2 separate regions of the Mus musculus genome follow, and region 1 is linked to region 2. Evidence: chromatin loops called from intact Hi-C (ENCODE). Cell type or tissue: gastrocnemius. All regions are shown on one strand.

The links. Hi-C counts contacts between places; a loop is a spot of excess contacts. Peaks named below come from ENCODE experiments on the same cell type or tissue, not always from the same donor. Only the 100,000 strongest peaks of a DNase experiment are listed, where the experiment ranks them.
Region 1: a loop joins it to region 2, with 2.4 times the contacts of the local background. A loop is called at or near these places in 7 of 42 quality-filtered maps.

The regions. Positions count from the first base shown.
Region 1 is chr19:4,751,645-4,759,644 of GRCm38, forward strand. It overlaps Sptbn2 (spectrin beta, non-erythrocytic 2), which reads left to right. Exons shown (of 37, transcript NM_021287.2): 37 at 1-2,334. The coding sequence ends at 84. The region is part of intron 2 of Gm21992 (predicted gene 21992); the gene reads right to left. Rbm4b (RNA binding motif protein 4B) reads left to right here and starts at 4,881. Exons shown (of 4, transcript NM_025717.3): 1 at 4,881-5,017; 2 at 5,602-6,025. The coding sequence starts at 5,614. In gastrocnemius, a CTCF peak has its summit at 4,083 (motif pointing right); DNase peaks (open chromatin) are centred at 4,110, 4,815 and 5,475; H3K4me3 peaks cover 2,010 bases; H3K27ac peaks cover 2,175 bases.
Region 2 is chr19:4,977,230-4,985,229 of GRCm38, forward strand. Npas4 (neuronal PAS domain protein 4) reads right to left here. Exons shown (of 8, transcript NM_153553.5): 8 at 7,125-7,867. The coding sequence ends at 7,839. Among named protein-coding and RNA genes, the nearest start is that of Npas4, 8.7 kb to the right of the region's middle. In gastrocnemius, a CTCF peak has its summit at 4,727 (motif pointing right); a DNase peak (open chromatin) is centred at 4,753.

The sequences.
Region 1 (8,000 bases), 230 kb before region 2:
GAGGGTTCCATCGTGCTTCGAAGCAAGGATGGCAGAGAAAGAGAGCGAGAAAAACGATTCAGCTTCTTTAAGAAGAACAAGTAGTCGGGGCAAGACTCCCAGGCCAGCTCCCTCCCTCTGTTCAGAAAACTGCCAGGGACTGTCGACAGAGACCACCCTCTTGGCAGGACAACTGCCTGCTGCTAGGGTCTGCTGCTAAGGTCAACCCATCACCAGGAACTGTCACTGGGGACAAAAGAGTGTTCCCACAACCTTCTCTTCTGCTATTTAATTCAACTGGTGGTGGGACCCAGGCTACCCCTAATACCACCCATTCCTACCTTGTCACCTCTTCCCAAGCCTTATACCTCCACCCATCCCCCCACCATGGTGCAGATAGTGCCACCCTCAACGTGGGCTATGTGGGAACCATTGTCCCTGCCTCAGGGTCATTGTGCCACCACAGCTAGGGTGTGCCATCCACCATTCAGTTCTTTGCCTCTGGGATCAGCCAGGACCCTCAGAGCTGAAGCAGGCAGGACCTGAGGGCAGGAGCGCCAGATGATGAAGTCGGAGGCGCTGAAGCCTTCCCTGCCTATCCTGCCTCACCCTCTGACTCAAGGGGCTGCTTGTTTCCAGCCACTCTAGGTGGCTCCCAAGTGTGAGTTGTTCAGGAGTAGCCACATCCTTGAGCCTATCCAAGGAGGTGATTAAACAGCTCGACTTCTCTCACTGCCTCTGGGTGTTGTTGCTTTCCTGACCGTAGCCTCTCCTGGTCTCCTGCATGTCAGATAGCCACTGTACGCCCAGCTTCTGAGCCCCCACAAACTGTGTGATCCTGAGAGCCTCCCTGCCCAGTCTCCCCATGATAGTGATCTGTTTCACTGGGCTGACCTATGCTAAGCCTCTGTTTAAACCAAAGACATCCACTGTGGGTTGGGCTGATGATAATTAACAGTATTCATGATCAAAGGAAGCAAGTCACTCTCCCTGGTGCACACTTTTTTGTTAAATTTCTTGCCGTGCATGCAAGGCAAGCACTCTAAACTACAACTCCTCGCTAATTTTCCTCACTCCCAAGTGTCTCAACTGTTTTCAATAAGGAGTAGTGAGGGTTATTACCACAACCTAGTCTTAACTGCTGCTCAGCCATCAGTGGAAAGGTGAGCACCTTTCTGTCTTTCCCATAAAATCAAGGGAGCTCCCACAGAATCAGAAGAGTGGCAGGTCCTACCTCCTGAATTCTAGGTCACCCTAGAAAGCCATAAGGATATCCTGAGTATGTAAATAAACACACAATGTATTCTAGAGATGGAGAGAGTATTTGTTCTTAAACTTTGCAATGTATAAACAGAAGGTATTAAAAATTGCAAGTCTTGAGTCTGTTTGACTCAGGAAAACTACTGTCTTCAGCATAACTGGCCAGGGACCCCAAGCAGCCCTGACTACCATCAGTCAAAACAAAGACAAGCAGAGCCAGGTGTATGTAGACTAGGAACTATTATGACACAGCCCCAAGCTGGGCTCCACACATCAGATCTGGCACAGCACATTATTCACAGGGTAAGTATTCTCTCTCTCAGGGACGGCCTTTCTCTTAGGTGGTTTCAGTCGCCCCACAACAGTGTAACAGCAACACCCCATTCTCAGGCAAAACAAACGTCAGCACACATTTTCCTCATAACTCTCCTTCAGCTGTTACACATGGAGCGTTATTGTGGAGAGCTCAGATCATGGGGCTTGGGGGAAAAAGCAGTAATTGGAAAAGTTTGAAAGCAGATGTACTATGTGTGAGAGGAATTAATGGAGAAATGGCCTTGCAATTGAGTGCTAGGCAGAGCAGTAACTGAATGAAAAGGAAGGACAGGAATTAGGTGAAAGTCTACACGTGTGGCAGCTAAAGCCACTTGAGAATAGGGTTCCACATAGGACAGATAAGAGGGTAAACAGAGGGCTAGGGAGCAAGTCTTCAGGAAAGACATCTTGGAGTATCGGTGGGAGAGAGGAGAAGGATGATAGATAGAACGGGGCCCTGAAAGCTATGGGGACAAAAATAACACCAGTGTTGGCCCTGCAGACCGGTGGGAAGCAGGGATCAGCAGCAATGAATGGGCTCATACTTTGCACTTTTACCGACCACCACTGACGAGGGTGGGTTTTGCTTGTGTTGACCCACATGGAAGCTAATGGCCACAGTGGACTACTGAGTATGCAACGTGTGGCAAGTGTAAACTGCGATGTGCTGAAGGTATGAAATAACAGATATTCAGGACTTCAAGGGGAATTCAATTATCTCAATTTTTATATTGGTCTCATGTTAGAATGTCAAAAATATTAAAATAGATTTCAAGGTTTTATAGTTTGATGTTTCCTGGAAATTTGTATTTATTCACTGTGCTAGGTATGAAACCGAGAGCTTTGTGGTTGTTAGATTAATGCTTTACTATTGAGCTGAACCCACAGACCATTTTCACAGTTTATCACGAATTACTTATATGACTCATTGTATCTCTATTGTATGGCACTGTTCAAACTGGACCACAGATCTAAGAGTGAAAGGTAATAGGAATGGAAGAGAATAGACTATCTACATGAGCTGTGGTAGGAGAGGGTATCTTAAAGAGAACATAAAAGAGAAAGCTTTAGGAAACAATAATTTGGTTACATTAAAAATATTTCCCTCAAAAAACAAAGCTATTAGTGTAATGACAAGATATCTGAACCAAGTAGAAATAGCTACAATATGAGGAAAACTCGACAGCTCAACCCAAAGGCTGAGACCTAAAATCCAGACAGAAGACGGAAAGCAGGAAATGTACATTCGCACAAATGATAAGAACAAGGTATTTTGAAATTCATTAGAAACAAGACAAAAACAAACTACGTCGAGTTGTGAATAAAACTTTACACCTTTTCAACTGACAAAAATTAGAAAAGTTACTACCAGACCTTGGTAATGACAGGAAAAACAGAACAGACAAACATAGTGCCTCTGTGTTCCAAGTGGAGGATATTCTAGCAGGGCTTTTTTCTTTTTTTCTTTTTTTCTGGGAACTTGGTACTACTTACACATGTTAGGGTTTGGTTTGGTTTGGTTGTCTTGGGGTATGGGGTTTTGTTTTGTCTGTTTGTTTGAGACATTGCTTCTCTCTGTAGCCCTTAGTGTTCTGGAAGTTGCTCTTAGACCAGGCTGGCCTCCAACTCACAGAGCCGCCTGAATGTGCTCATCACCACCCAACTCACATAATAAAAAACGATAAAACTGGAGGCTAGAAATGATATCACACACCTGTAATTAACCAGCACTTGGGAGGCTGAGGTAGGAGTGTGAGTTCAAGGCTAGTCTGGATTACACAGCCAGTTCTTGGACAGCCTTGACTACACAGAAAAGCCATGTCTAAAAGAGGCAGGGAGGGAGAAAGGGGGTGAAATGAAATTGTATAGAAAAATGGGAACTGGGCTGGTGAGATGGCTCAGTGGGTAAGAGCACCGGACTGCTCTTCCGAAGGTCAGGAGTTCAAATCTCAGCAACCACATGGTGGCTCATAACCATCCATAGCGAGATCTGACTCTCTCTTCTGAAGTGTCTGAGGACAGCTACAGTGTACTTACATATAATAAATAAATAAATAAATCTTAAAAAAGAAAAAAATGGGAACTGTTAGTAGAGCATTAGTTGTGGAGCCCCCACAAATTTGGGAAGAGATCCCAAAATACAATGTACAAGGTTAGGTGATAGCAGATCCCGAGGAGGTTCCAGGACAGCCAAGACTGCCAGAAAACCCCATCTCGAAAAACAAACCAAAAAAAATTAATTTTAAAAATGTGTAATTACAATTAGACAATGCCTTCTGAAATGAGTGGGAAACATGGATTTGGTAAAGAAATGTTTCCAAGTAGCTTGGGTGCAGGAAGTCAACTCGGGGAACTGATCTCTATACTATTGGAGGAGCTGGTGTTGGAACTACCACAATGGGGAATTGTTTTGACAACAATGGGGATGGTCTAACAACCATCCCGGTGCCTCTTCTAGGAGATGAATTCAATCCCTCAATGTCTGTAAGCCCGCTGCTTTGTGATAGTGATCCACCAAGCTGGTACCCTGCTTGCCACCAGGAGGTGCCCTTGGACCGCAACAGAGAGTCTGGAGCCTGACAATTGCCTGTGCCTCAGGCAGCTTGGGACGGATGCGGAACCCTTGTCACTCATTCCCCAAACCTGGATTCTCCCTGGACCTCTGGACAACGTATTCCTTGGTAATGCTCACCACATTTCAGGAACCAGGATAGACAGATACTACGAGGGAAAGCCAGCCCACGTATATTCATGAATAAACATGACAAAGTATAGTTTGGATAGAGAAATGCCTCCCTCAGACCTAACCTAGTTCTAACCCAGATTATCTTTCTACTCCACTCTCAGTCTCAGCTTCTTCACCAATGAACAACACTATTGCAGTGAAAATTAAATTGTTTTACGGGAATTCTTACCCCTTCCTACCCAAACAAGGGAGAGATTAGGTTAAGATGTGGTAGTGCCTGGGTTTCTGAAGTATCGCTCTCAGCAGCCAGAGGTTGAGAAAACCCCCTTCTAGCGGGCCCAGTGACACAACCCTTTGTCATCAGCCCCCTCGACAGTGCGCCCAATACCACGATCCATTGTGATGCTTAGAGACTCCCCCGGGCCTTACGGTTTTGCCAAGGCAATGGTTGCTTCCTGAGCCCCCTTGACGCGCAAGCCGCGACCCACTCCCAAGGCGGTGATTGGCTAGCCCGGGCTGGGGGCGGGCTGACCTTCGCTCCGCAGTGCCGTCACCACATGACCCCGCCCCCGCACGGGGGGCGGACAGTTGTGTGCGGCCGCAGGATTGGTCGCCCCGCTCCTGCGAGGGGGAGGGGAGGCAGGCAGCGCGCACTCGCGCGTGCGTGAGCTGGCGCGCGAGAAAGCGCCCGGTCGCGCCGAGGCTCGAGCGGCCGTCGCCATTTTGTAGGGTTCTCTCTGACGCGGGACCCGCCGCCACCGCCGGCACCACCCGGAGGTAGGAGAGGATGCTGTGGGTGTGTGGGAAGCCCTGGAGCGGACTGGGCCGGACCTCGGAGGGCCGGGAAGGCTCGGGTTTGGGGCCACTCATCTTCTGAGGAAGGTCCCGGGAAGACAAGGAAAGGAGGCGGGGCCGGGTCTCCGGAGGGGGCGGGGCAGGGGTCGGGCCGAGTCTTTGTTGGGATGTTGCAGCGGAGGTTGGGCCGCTGAGGATAGGGGTCCAGTGTTGGGTGAAAGAGGGCTTTCGTTCTTGGAGTATGGTGGGAGGGGATACCGCGCTGTGGAGAGGTACACAGATTTCCCTCCAAAAACCCGTAACTAGGGACATTCAGATACTTCATGCCTTCCACTTGTCTTTCATCCCTGTGCTAAACCGTGAAGGAGCTAACCTTGTAGAGTCAATGTGCCTGACCTCACGGATATATATCTTAGACCTTGTTGTGCATTCTGACCCCCGACCTTCTGTTGGCATTGTCACACAGCAGTTCCTCTCTCAAAAAGAACTGTGAGGGTCGGGGTGTGCTGTAGTGTCAGTTTCTCACTTCACACCTGACTTTTAAAATCTTGTTTCTTCTCTGCCAGGCTCTTGTCAGGATGGTGAAGCTGTTCATTGGAAATCTGCCCCGGGAGGCCACAGAGCAGGAGATCCGCTCACTCTTCGAGCAGTACGGGAAGGTGCTGGAATGTGACATCATTAAGAATTATGGCTTTGTGCACATAGAGGACAAGACGGCCGCTGAGGATGCCATACGCAACCTGCACCACTACAAGCTGCACGGAGTGAACATCAATGTGGAAGCCAGCAAGAATAAGAGCAAAGCTTCAACCAAGTTACACGTGGGCAACATCAGCCCCACTTGTACCAACCAAGAGCTTCGGGCCAAGTTTGAGGAGTACGGCCCAGTCATCGAATGTGACATCGTGAAAGATTATGCCTTTGTACACATGGAGCGGGCAGAGGATGCGGTGGAGGCCATCAGGGGCCTCGACAACACAGAGTTTCAAGGTGAACTGTTCTGGGGATTGGGTGGCAGACCTTCGTGGAGTCTCTAGCTCAAGGCAGAGGGAAGAACACAAGACCACAGGGCTTCAAGAGTGGCTTCTGCCATTCTTTTAAATGCAAAGAACAGGTTATGTTTACTACTCTTAGCATAATTCACTCTGGGGAAGTAAGCCTTCCCCATTGTATTCGCCAAGCTCCTTCTCCACAACTGCATGGGCTCCTGCCTGCCTGCCTTTGGTCTTCATTCACTTGAGTACTGTCACAAGTCTTAAGTTGCCTAGGCAGAGAAGTAGTTAGGTAGTGTGAGAAGGGCTAGAGGTTAGGACTTTGTTGCTGGTTTGTGGTGGACCCAGAAGCCTTTGAGAGTTTTTACCCTCTGCTGCTTTCGAGGATGGCTGGTGGTAGTAAAGAGGAAAAAGGGAATCTAGAAGAAGCGCAGTATGAGAATCTGTGGTGAGTCTGGTTGGGTAGATGGGTATCTTTGAGGTGTTCAAATTTGTTCAGTCTGTGGGCTACTACAGGCAAAGCCAGGAAACAGGTCATAGGTTCTTCTGCTCCATCTATTACTTTAACAGGCTAGGAAAACAGCTTTTTTTCTTTAGAAATTGGATAGGAATGATGGTCTTGCTTCTAGGGAAATTTCATCAAGGACATTATAGAGCTTATTATATTGCTTATATTGATCATAAGTATTATCACCAGTACCATAGGATCTTGTCTGAAAATACTTGCAATCGTGTTACTATAGTAACCACTAGTTACAAGTGGCTACTAAATTTAAATTAATTCAAGTAAATTTTCAAATTAGATTTTTCCAGTGTGGGCAAGAATGAGAGAATGGCTACTGTATTAGGAAACAGATCAGACCCACATTGCAGGAAGTTCATTGGTTAGTAGTTATCCAAGTCTTTTATTGACACGGTCATGTTGGACCACAAATTCAAGTCTACTTTTCTAGTTCCTAAGTCAACATCTTTTTGTGGCCTAAAAGTTAAATATACAAAGGTCCTCTTATTAGAAAACAATGAATTGGTGGAGAAAAGGTAAACTTAAATCAGAAAAGTGTAAATATGCAAATAGTGATGCTTACTGGAGGCTCACTATTATGTATTCTAGCTTCACCACTAATACCCTGGCCTTTAGTTATTGAAAGCCTAAACGTTGTAGCTGATTCCTGTCCTTAACCTCAAGTTGACAAGTGTATTCCCTATGCTTTCCCCATTATAAAACAACTCTGTGTGCCTCTGTGAAAGGATGGCAGGGAGGTAATATGTGCATTTTGACAATAAAAGCAATATTAATTAAAGTTGAATGCTATTTGCAACCACGATTGCTTCTACTCTGGTTAGGAAAGTACTTAAAATCTGACAGTTAAACTTTAAACATTCCTAATTCTCACTTGATGTGGAAAGAGGTCATAAATGCGCAGGGGAGCATAAGGAAGGAGTTCCTGCCCCAGCCCTTTGGTTCTGGGGTCATCCAAGGGCCCCACAAATACTGCTCTACCATGAGTCTGTATGTCCCCATCCCTGAAGAAGGTAACAAAATGGGAAAAAAAAAAAAAAAAAAAAAAAAAACCTAAATTTGCAACTGAAATTCTCAGTGTATAGTATACGCCCTTTTACATTTAACTCAGGAAATGAGTTAAAAGGATGAGAAGGATGAGTACATGGGACCTTTTTTTTTCTTTGGTGCTGACTATTGGACCCAGGATCTTGAGCATGCTCTGTACACATTTCCACTGAGTTATGCTGCTTATCCCTTGTATTTGCTTAATAACAGATATAATTACAAAGAAACAGGGAACTGAATAATGCAATGGATGTATTTTTATTTTATATATATATATATAAAAATATAAATAAATCACTTCCATAGAAAGTACAGACAATAAACTGAGTTGAAAAAGAATCATTTATTAGTATCACATTCTTTTTCTGGCTCTTCTGAAGAGTGATTGGCTCTTGCTTACATATGC
Region 2 (8,000 bases):
GCCCAGGATCATATGTCAGTCCTTTGAAAAACAGGAGTTATTTAGGATTAGACTGTTCTGTCTCAGCAGAACTAAGCTGTCCTAACTCATAAATTGTGTCCTTTCAAGAACAGTACAGGTCTGCAGGAGAGACCTAGGCAGTTTCTGCCCAGTGGTGATCTAGCCACAAATGTACAGCCTCACCAGAAGGTAAGATGCTCAGTTGCTTCTTTGAATCCACTATGGGAAGCTGTTAGGAGCAGATTTGTCTCAACAACAAGTGAATAAATAACATTAAATGTCACTGTAAGACTCTGGTGAGCCTTAGCTTACTGGGACCCCCTGAGTGAACCATGTGGAACCAGAATCGATGCAAAAAGCAAGAGGAAGCTGGGCAGTGGTGGCACACGCCTTTAATCCCAGCACTTGGGAGACAGAGGCAGGCGGATTTCTGAGTTCGAGGCCAGCCTGGTCTACAGAGTGAGTTCCAGGACAGCCAGGGCTACGCAGAGAAACCCTGTCTCAAAAAACAAAACAAAACGAAACAAAACAAAACAAACAAACAAAAAGCAAGAGGAATTTATTGTTACAGTGCACTGGGGTCATCCCAGACCCAAAAGAGAGGCGGTGACCCCTGGTGGTCTGTTCAGCGAGTTTTTATTTGGTTTCCAGGGGCGGAATAGAGCATTAGCAACTAGGCACAATAACCCTGTAAGAAGGCCACAGCAACTACTGTATTAGTCTCTGATGTCTGTGTCCTGACTGGATCCGGCTGAAAGTCCAGGACATCAGGAGTTCAAGCAGGTCAGTTCAGCGTGGCTGACACGAGGAGACTCACCAAGTCTCCTCAAATCCCAAAGCAAATTTTAATATCATCAAGATAACTTTTTTTGTTTGATTCTTTGGAATCTAATTCTCTGGGGGTCTCTCTCTATCAAATCTGAGCCTTATTACTCTGAACTGTGCATAGACACTAATCACCTCTTCTAAAAACGCAAAGACAAAACCTTCCTTCTAAACCAGCATATCCTTGAGCCAGTAACCAGAAAAACCTTTATAGTGACTCTCTTCCAGAGGAATAATATAACCACAAAACTCAACATCACACTCATTTTGAAAGTTAAAACAATTCAAAACAAATAAAGTAAAGTAAAATACTGTATGTGCCCATTCTTAGGCCTTTTCTATCTTGCCAATCAGGATAAAAACCCAAGATTCCGGGATCCATCCCATAATCAGCCTCCAAACGCTGACACCATTGCATACACTAGCAAGATTTTGCTGAAAGGACCCAGATATGGCTGTCTCTTGTGAGACTATGTCGGGGCCTAGCAAACACAGAAGTGGATGCTCACAGTCAGCTATTGGATGGGTCACAGGGCCCCCAATGGAGGAGCTAGAGAAAGTATCCAAGGAGCTGAAGGGATCTGCAACCCTATAGGTGGAACAACATTATGAACTAACCAGTACCCCGGAGCTCTTGACTCTAGCTGCATATGTATCAAAAGGTGGCCTAGTCAGCCATCACTGGAAAGAGAGGCCCATTGGACACGCAAACTTTATATGCCCCAGTACAGGGGAACGCCAGGGCCAAAAAGTGGGAGTGGGTGGTTGGGGGGTTGGGAGGAGGGTATGGGGGACTTTTGGGATAGCATTGGAAATGTAAATGAGGAAAATACCTAATTAAAAAAAAGATTCCCATGGAGCCCACATAGACAGGATTTGAGCATCCTGTGAGGTGTGTTAGAGCAAACTATCTTCATACCATCTTCCTGTTCAGCTCTCTGCCTAGAGCAGCCATCTTGTTACACTGTCTATCTGCTCAGCACTGGGGCCACAGACATTAATTTTATTTAATTTTTTTTTCAAGATAGGGTTTCTCTGTGTAGCCCTGGCTGTGCTGGAACTCACTCTGTAGACCAGGCTGGCCTCGAACTCAGAAATCCGCCTGCCTCTGCCTCCCAAGTGCTGGGATTAAAGGCGTGTGCCACCACTGCCTGGGTGACATTAATTTTATTAATACCTGTTATAATATCCATCTTTTGAGCTCTCTACAGGGAGCCACAGACATAGTTAATTGATACCTGTTTGTAGCAGACGATAATCACTGTCTTTTCTACCTGGAGTCAGGGACTGATTTTTTTCCTATCCTAATTCTGAACAGTGGGCGAAAATCCCCATGTGATTCAGGCAAAACCCAGATATAAATCTTTCCTAAAAGCAAATAATACCAATTTTATAAATTCACAGTTCAATCCATCTCTGCCCTAAGAAGTAGGCAACTTCATCCTTCTTCTCCTGACTCAGAACAGCCTGCAGCCCCCACAGCAGGGGACCTCAGAGTTACAGTCTTTGTTTCAATTCCACGCTTGGGTCCACATGACTTGTGTCAGCACTACCCAGCTACTCATTTTAAATAACAAACAAACAAACAAACAAATAAAACTCTAACTCTCAGGCTAATGATCATACGTTTTGTTTTGTTTTGTTTGTTTTGTTTTGTTTTGTCTTTCGAGACAGGGTTTCTCTGTGTAGCCCTGGCTGTCCTGGAACTCACTTTGTAGACCAGGCTGGCCTCGAACTCAGAAATCTGCCTGCCTCTGCCTCCCGAGTGCTGGGATTAAAGGCGAGCACCACCACGCCCGGCATAATCTTACATTTCTAGTGGATTCTTCCCCAACATGCTGGTTCACCACCTGTTGTGGGAAATATTAAAAAGAACAGCAAGTTCCCTCATTATGCCAAGGTACCGGCAGGCCACATGGCTCCAGCCTGGTGTTCTCATCTCAGCAAACTCTCTGACCTGGAGCTCCAAAATCCCTCCACCCGGCTCAATGAGTTCCCACTGCCGTGCTAGCCCCATCGTTCAAACCCCCACTGCCTTTGTGGTGCGCATCTGGCAAACCCAGGCTTTGCCGCTGTACCTTTCTCTCTTGAACCCAGTCGAGCCACCGCGTGAAGAAAAACAGCACACAAACTTAGTTCAGAAACAATGGTAACTCAGTCTCTGGGTGCAACAACTAGAATGCTAATCTTGTAAGTTATGTTAAATCTAAATCTAAATCCTTCAGTGGCAAATTCTGGCAGATTCACCATCTAAACCAGAAGACTCTAGTAGCTACATCTTATCCTGTCACTATCCCCATCCAATATGCTCCTAACTCTCTCTTCCTTCCTCCCTTCCTGTGTAGGACATTTTCTTAATCAGTGATTGATGGAGGAGGGCCACGCTCATGGTAGGCTGTTGGTGCTGAGATCTAGCAGGCTGTAAAGCCATGTGGAGCAAGCCATAAGCAGCAACCCTTCATGACCTCTTCATTGGCTCCTGCCTCCAGGTTCCTGCCTTGCTTGCGTTCCTGTTCTGGATTCCTTCAATGATGGACTGTGATGTGGAAGTGCCAGGCAAACAAACCCTTTCGTCCGCAGTTTGTTTTTGATCATTGTTTTTCCTCATAGCAATAGGAACCCTCACTAGGACACCAGCACTTTGGTTTTTGGTTTGGGTTTTTTGTTGCTGTTGTTTGCAGACTTTTCTTTCTATGGAGCCCAGGCTGTCCAGGAGCTCAAGATTTTCCACCCTCGGCCTTTTGAGGCTGCAATTGCAGGTGTGCACTACCACGCTCAGCCAGAATGCAACCTACATCTTTTATTGTGGTCTAGAAGTACTGGGCGACCTTCTCTCCAGCCCCTCTCCTGCTTGTCTCAGCCCACTTCCTGTGTACTTCTTAAGCAGCTCAGACACTCTCCCGTTTTAATGTCATTACAGATGCTTCCTTTAGGTTGGACTCTTCTTTGTTGTCACCTGTTGCTAACAAGCTCAGTGTCACCTTCTCAGAAAGTGGCACTATAAATCAGTCCCCGGTTACTCTGTCACGATACCCTAGCTCTTGCCTTCAGCACTCAGGCTCTGTCTTACCTCTTGTGATGTTCCCAGTTAGAGCACAGCTGTCTGGCCCCACCCATCTTGTTTGTTCAGTTTTCCCAGAACTCAGGCAAGTGTCATGGATGATCTATTACAGGAAAAATGTACAACAGCAGAACCATCCTTAGGTTCGGTCTTTCTTTTGGATTTGTATGTGTGTGGGCATGAGCATCATGGTGTGCGCGAAGGCCAGGGGGTGACTTACTGGAATCCCGTTTCTTTCCACCATACAGAACCTAGGGATTGGACTTGCGTCTCCAAGCTCGGCAGCTAGCGCCTTTACCCACTAAGCTATCCCCTTGGTCTCCTGGGTTCAGTCTGTCTGGTCCCCAGACTCGAGCCTTCCATAGTGGTTTGGATGATAATGGTCCCCATATCTGAATGCTTAGTCTCCATTTGGTGGACTGTTTAGGAAGGATCAGGAGGTGTTTGTTGTTGGAGGGGGTGTGGGCTTTGAGGGTTCTCTCTGCCTCTATCTTGGGGATCAGATGCAAGCTCTCAGGTACTTCTCCAGTGCCGTGTCTACCTGCATACTCCCATGCTCCCTGCTCTGCTGGTCATGGAGCAACCCTTTTAAACTCTAAGCAAGTCCCCAACTAAATGCTTTATTTTATGTTACCTTGGTCATGGTGTCTTCTCACAGCAGTACTACAATGATTAAGACACCTTCTCTCATGCACTCTGCTTCCAGAACATCACTCACTCTCAGATCCTGAAGTCCTTTTCTCTCCCAGGGACTCAGTTTATCTCTCCATTCTAAGGTGAAGATATTCTGAGCTGCAAGGGCCTCAGCAGCCAGCAAGGAAGCAGCTTCTTTTCCTTCCAGCAGGTGGCAGTATTGCCTCTTCTACTTTATTTTCCTCACACAGGACCAGTTGGTCTGGTTCTTCTGTAATCCTAGCACCTGGGAGGCTGAGGCAGGGGGATTTGCAAAAGTCTGTGGCCACCTTGGACTACATAGTGAACTCCAGATTGACCTGAGCTGAAGAAAAACAAAACTAAAAACAAAAACAAACAAAAAAAATCACTTATCACCACCACAACAACAAAAATAAGCCCAAAACAAGAGGACATGATGCAAAGACAGTGCATATCTGTAATTATATTTTTTTAAAAACTAAAAACTTTAATCCCAGCACTCAGGAGGCAGAAGCAAGCAGATCTCTGTAAGTTTAAGGCCAGCTTAGTCTACAGAGCTAGTTCTAAGACAGCTAAGGCTACACAAAGAAATCTTGTCTCAAAAATGAAAAAAATATTTCAACATTAATTAATTTTTAAAAACCACCCAAGACAATTCAGTGCTTAGGAGGCAGAGGCAGGTTTACAACAAACAAGTAACAACAACAACAAAAAAAAAATCAAAAGCAAAATAAACAAAAAAACTACAACAAACAAAGACAAAGAAAGCATACACTATTGCCAGCCACCACCAAACATCAAGGAAGCCTTTCCTTTATTCTCACAGAAATTTCATTTCCTAAATCCACCCCATTTAAAAATTTTTATTATTTTCTATTAGTAGTATATATGGTGTGTGTGAGTGTGTGTTATGTGTGTGTGGCATATGTATGTACTGTATATACTGTATGTGTGGTAAGTGTGTGTGGTATATGTATGTAGTGTGTGTAGTGTGTGTGTGTAGAGTGTTTGTGTGTGGTATATGTGTGTGGTGTGTGTATGTATGTGTAGCATGTGTACTGTGTGTAGTGTATGTGGTATGTGTGTATAGTATGTGTGTGTGTGGTATATTGTGTATAGTATGTGTATGGTATGTGTATGTAGTGTGTGTAGTGTGTGTGTGTGCACATGTGAGTGTAACATGTCCTGGAGTGCAGTTACACGTCAGAGGACAACTGTCAGTTATCTCTTCCCATCAAGGATCAAATCAGAGCATCATGCTTGGCCCAGCACCTTTATCCATCTCCCCATCTCCGTGTCCCTGTGCTGAGGAGGGAACTGAGCTAAGACAGGTTCCTCTTGGGAGTGACAGGGAAGTTCTTGGCTCCACCCAAATACCCATCAAAGAAGGGAAAGGTCCCTGTGGATCCTTCCTTTCTGTGAAGGAAGGATCCAAAGGGCCTGTCTCCACAGTGAAGGAAGGACCCTCCAAAGGGCCTGTCTGTCTCCACAGTGAAGGAAGGACCCTCCAAAGGGCCTGTCTGTCTCCACAGTGAAGGAAGGACCCTCCAAAGGGCCTGTCTGTCTCCACAGCTGGGCTTCAGGATGAGTGGAGGCTACAGGGTTTTCAAGGCTGTGCCCCTGTGCTTCTGTGGAAAGACTGGAGCCTGGAGTTGTTGTCCTCTCCTTGAGGACAAGGCTTTCTCTAAGTCTGCGGGTCACCACTGAAATGGAGGTCGCACCGACCAAGCCTTCACTGCACTTCGTGAGCTGGAAGAGACTTGTCCTGTTCTGACACTGCCTCTTGATTGCTGCCCTCCTTTGACCTGTGAGGAAGTGGGGGCTTTAGGTGCACTCCAAATACAAAAGGTGGGATCGTGATTGGATCTGTCAGGTCCTTCTACCACCTAACTTTCATTTGTCCTCCACTAACCACACCCTGTGGGGTTGAGCCTACGAGTTTAGAGTCAAACACCATTTTCTGAAATTTCCTCCCCAGTGACTGGTCCTCAGCTCTGTGGTGAGATGGTCTATGATGGTTATTCGCTGGCATTGAGATCTGGGAGCTCCCCAGATTTGGGGAGGGGTTGATGTGTTTCTCACCTGTAACTGGAGGAACACCCGTTATCGGGTTGCTTTCCCAATGAAGTGGAAATTTATTGCAGTGGATTGGGTATTTGCTAACTGAACAGCCCTACGCAAGCGTAACAGGTTTCAGCTTCTGATTTTTAAAATCTAAGCCTCCATGAGGAAATCAATATCCTGAAAGACCAGGCAGGAAATGACCAGAAACTTTAAACCCATATCCAAGACCAGTGACAAACTTGCTCAGCCCCAGGCTCTTTCCTCCCCATCACACCATAAACCCAGGGCAGAGAGAAGACTCCAGTGTCTTTGGTGCAATGTCTGCTTCTGACAAGTACTTAGTCTTCTAGCACAGTGTGGACCAAGCAGAGTCAAATGGAGATATGAACAAACTCACTTAGAGATACCAGGGCTGAGAGGAGGTCTAACCTGTGACTCCTGCCCCAGCCTCCTATCTGGGCTCCTCAATCTCTCCCTTCCCCTCCCTTCCCTTTTCACAATAGCGCATGACACCAGAGATACCAAAAAGGCAAACTGGACTTTATTATAAAGTTGGCTACAAAGTCACCGCAGCACCACGAGGTGGCCACCTGGGCAAGCCTAGGCGGTCTGGCGGCCGGGTGAGTCCCGCACCAGGTACACGCACTCGTGCAAGCACACGTGTGACGGCAGATCTGCCTTCCTCCATCGGAAAGGAATGTAGCGTCTCTTCGCGCCCCCCACCCCAGGCGCGGGGCGCAAAAGTCACAGGAAGAGCCGCCAGGGCGGCAGAGTCCGTCGGAATTGAAATCCCGTTACTGGTTTGTAGAGAATTCTACGTGGGTGTCAAGAGCCCCTCGGGGCACAGGCTAGCCCCAGGTGGGCCATGCCTTTCCCCCACCAAAGCCCAGGGGTGGCTTTGCCCCTAGGAGTGGAGAACTGGCCCAGGCCCATGGGGCAGCGCGGTGAGGAAGTGAGACTCCCCCATTCTCCGCTTGAAATCCATTCAAGGAAACTCACTACGAGTGAATACAGATTGAAATGGAAACTGGGATCGCTCGAAGTCTCTTGATTTTAAAAAGTTGCTCCCCTCCCTTACCCTCCCACCTCCCCCCTAAATCCTTCAGGGCCTGGAGAATCAGATATATCCCCCTCTGGCCCCCAGAATCCCCCCAACAGTCCCGGGGGGGTGGAGAGCGGCTCCACGTCTTGATGACAATATGCCATACTTGAAGACGTTAAGTCACAGACTTATTCAAAACGTTGGTTCCCCTCCACTTCCATCTGTGGGGAAAGAGAGAGAGAGAGAAGAGAGAAAGTGCGTATGTTAGTCAAGCTTATTCAGTAAAAGCGTCATTGGGCTCAGGCAGTGGTACAATATTGCTATAGTCTATGGACGTCAAATGTGTTAGCCAAA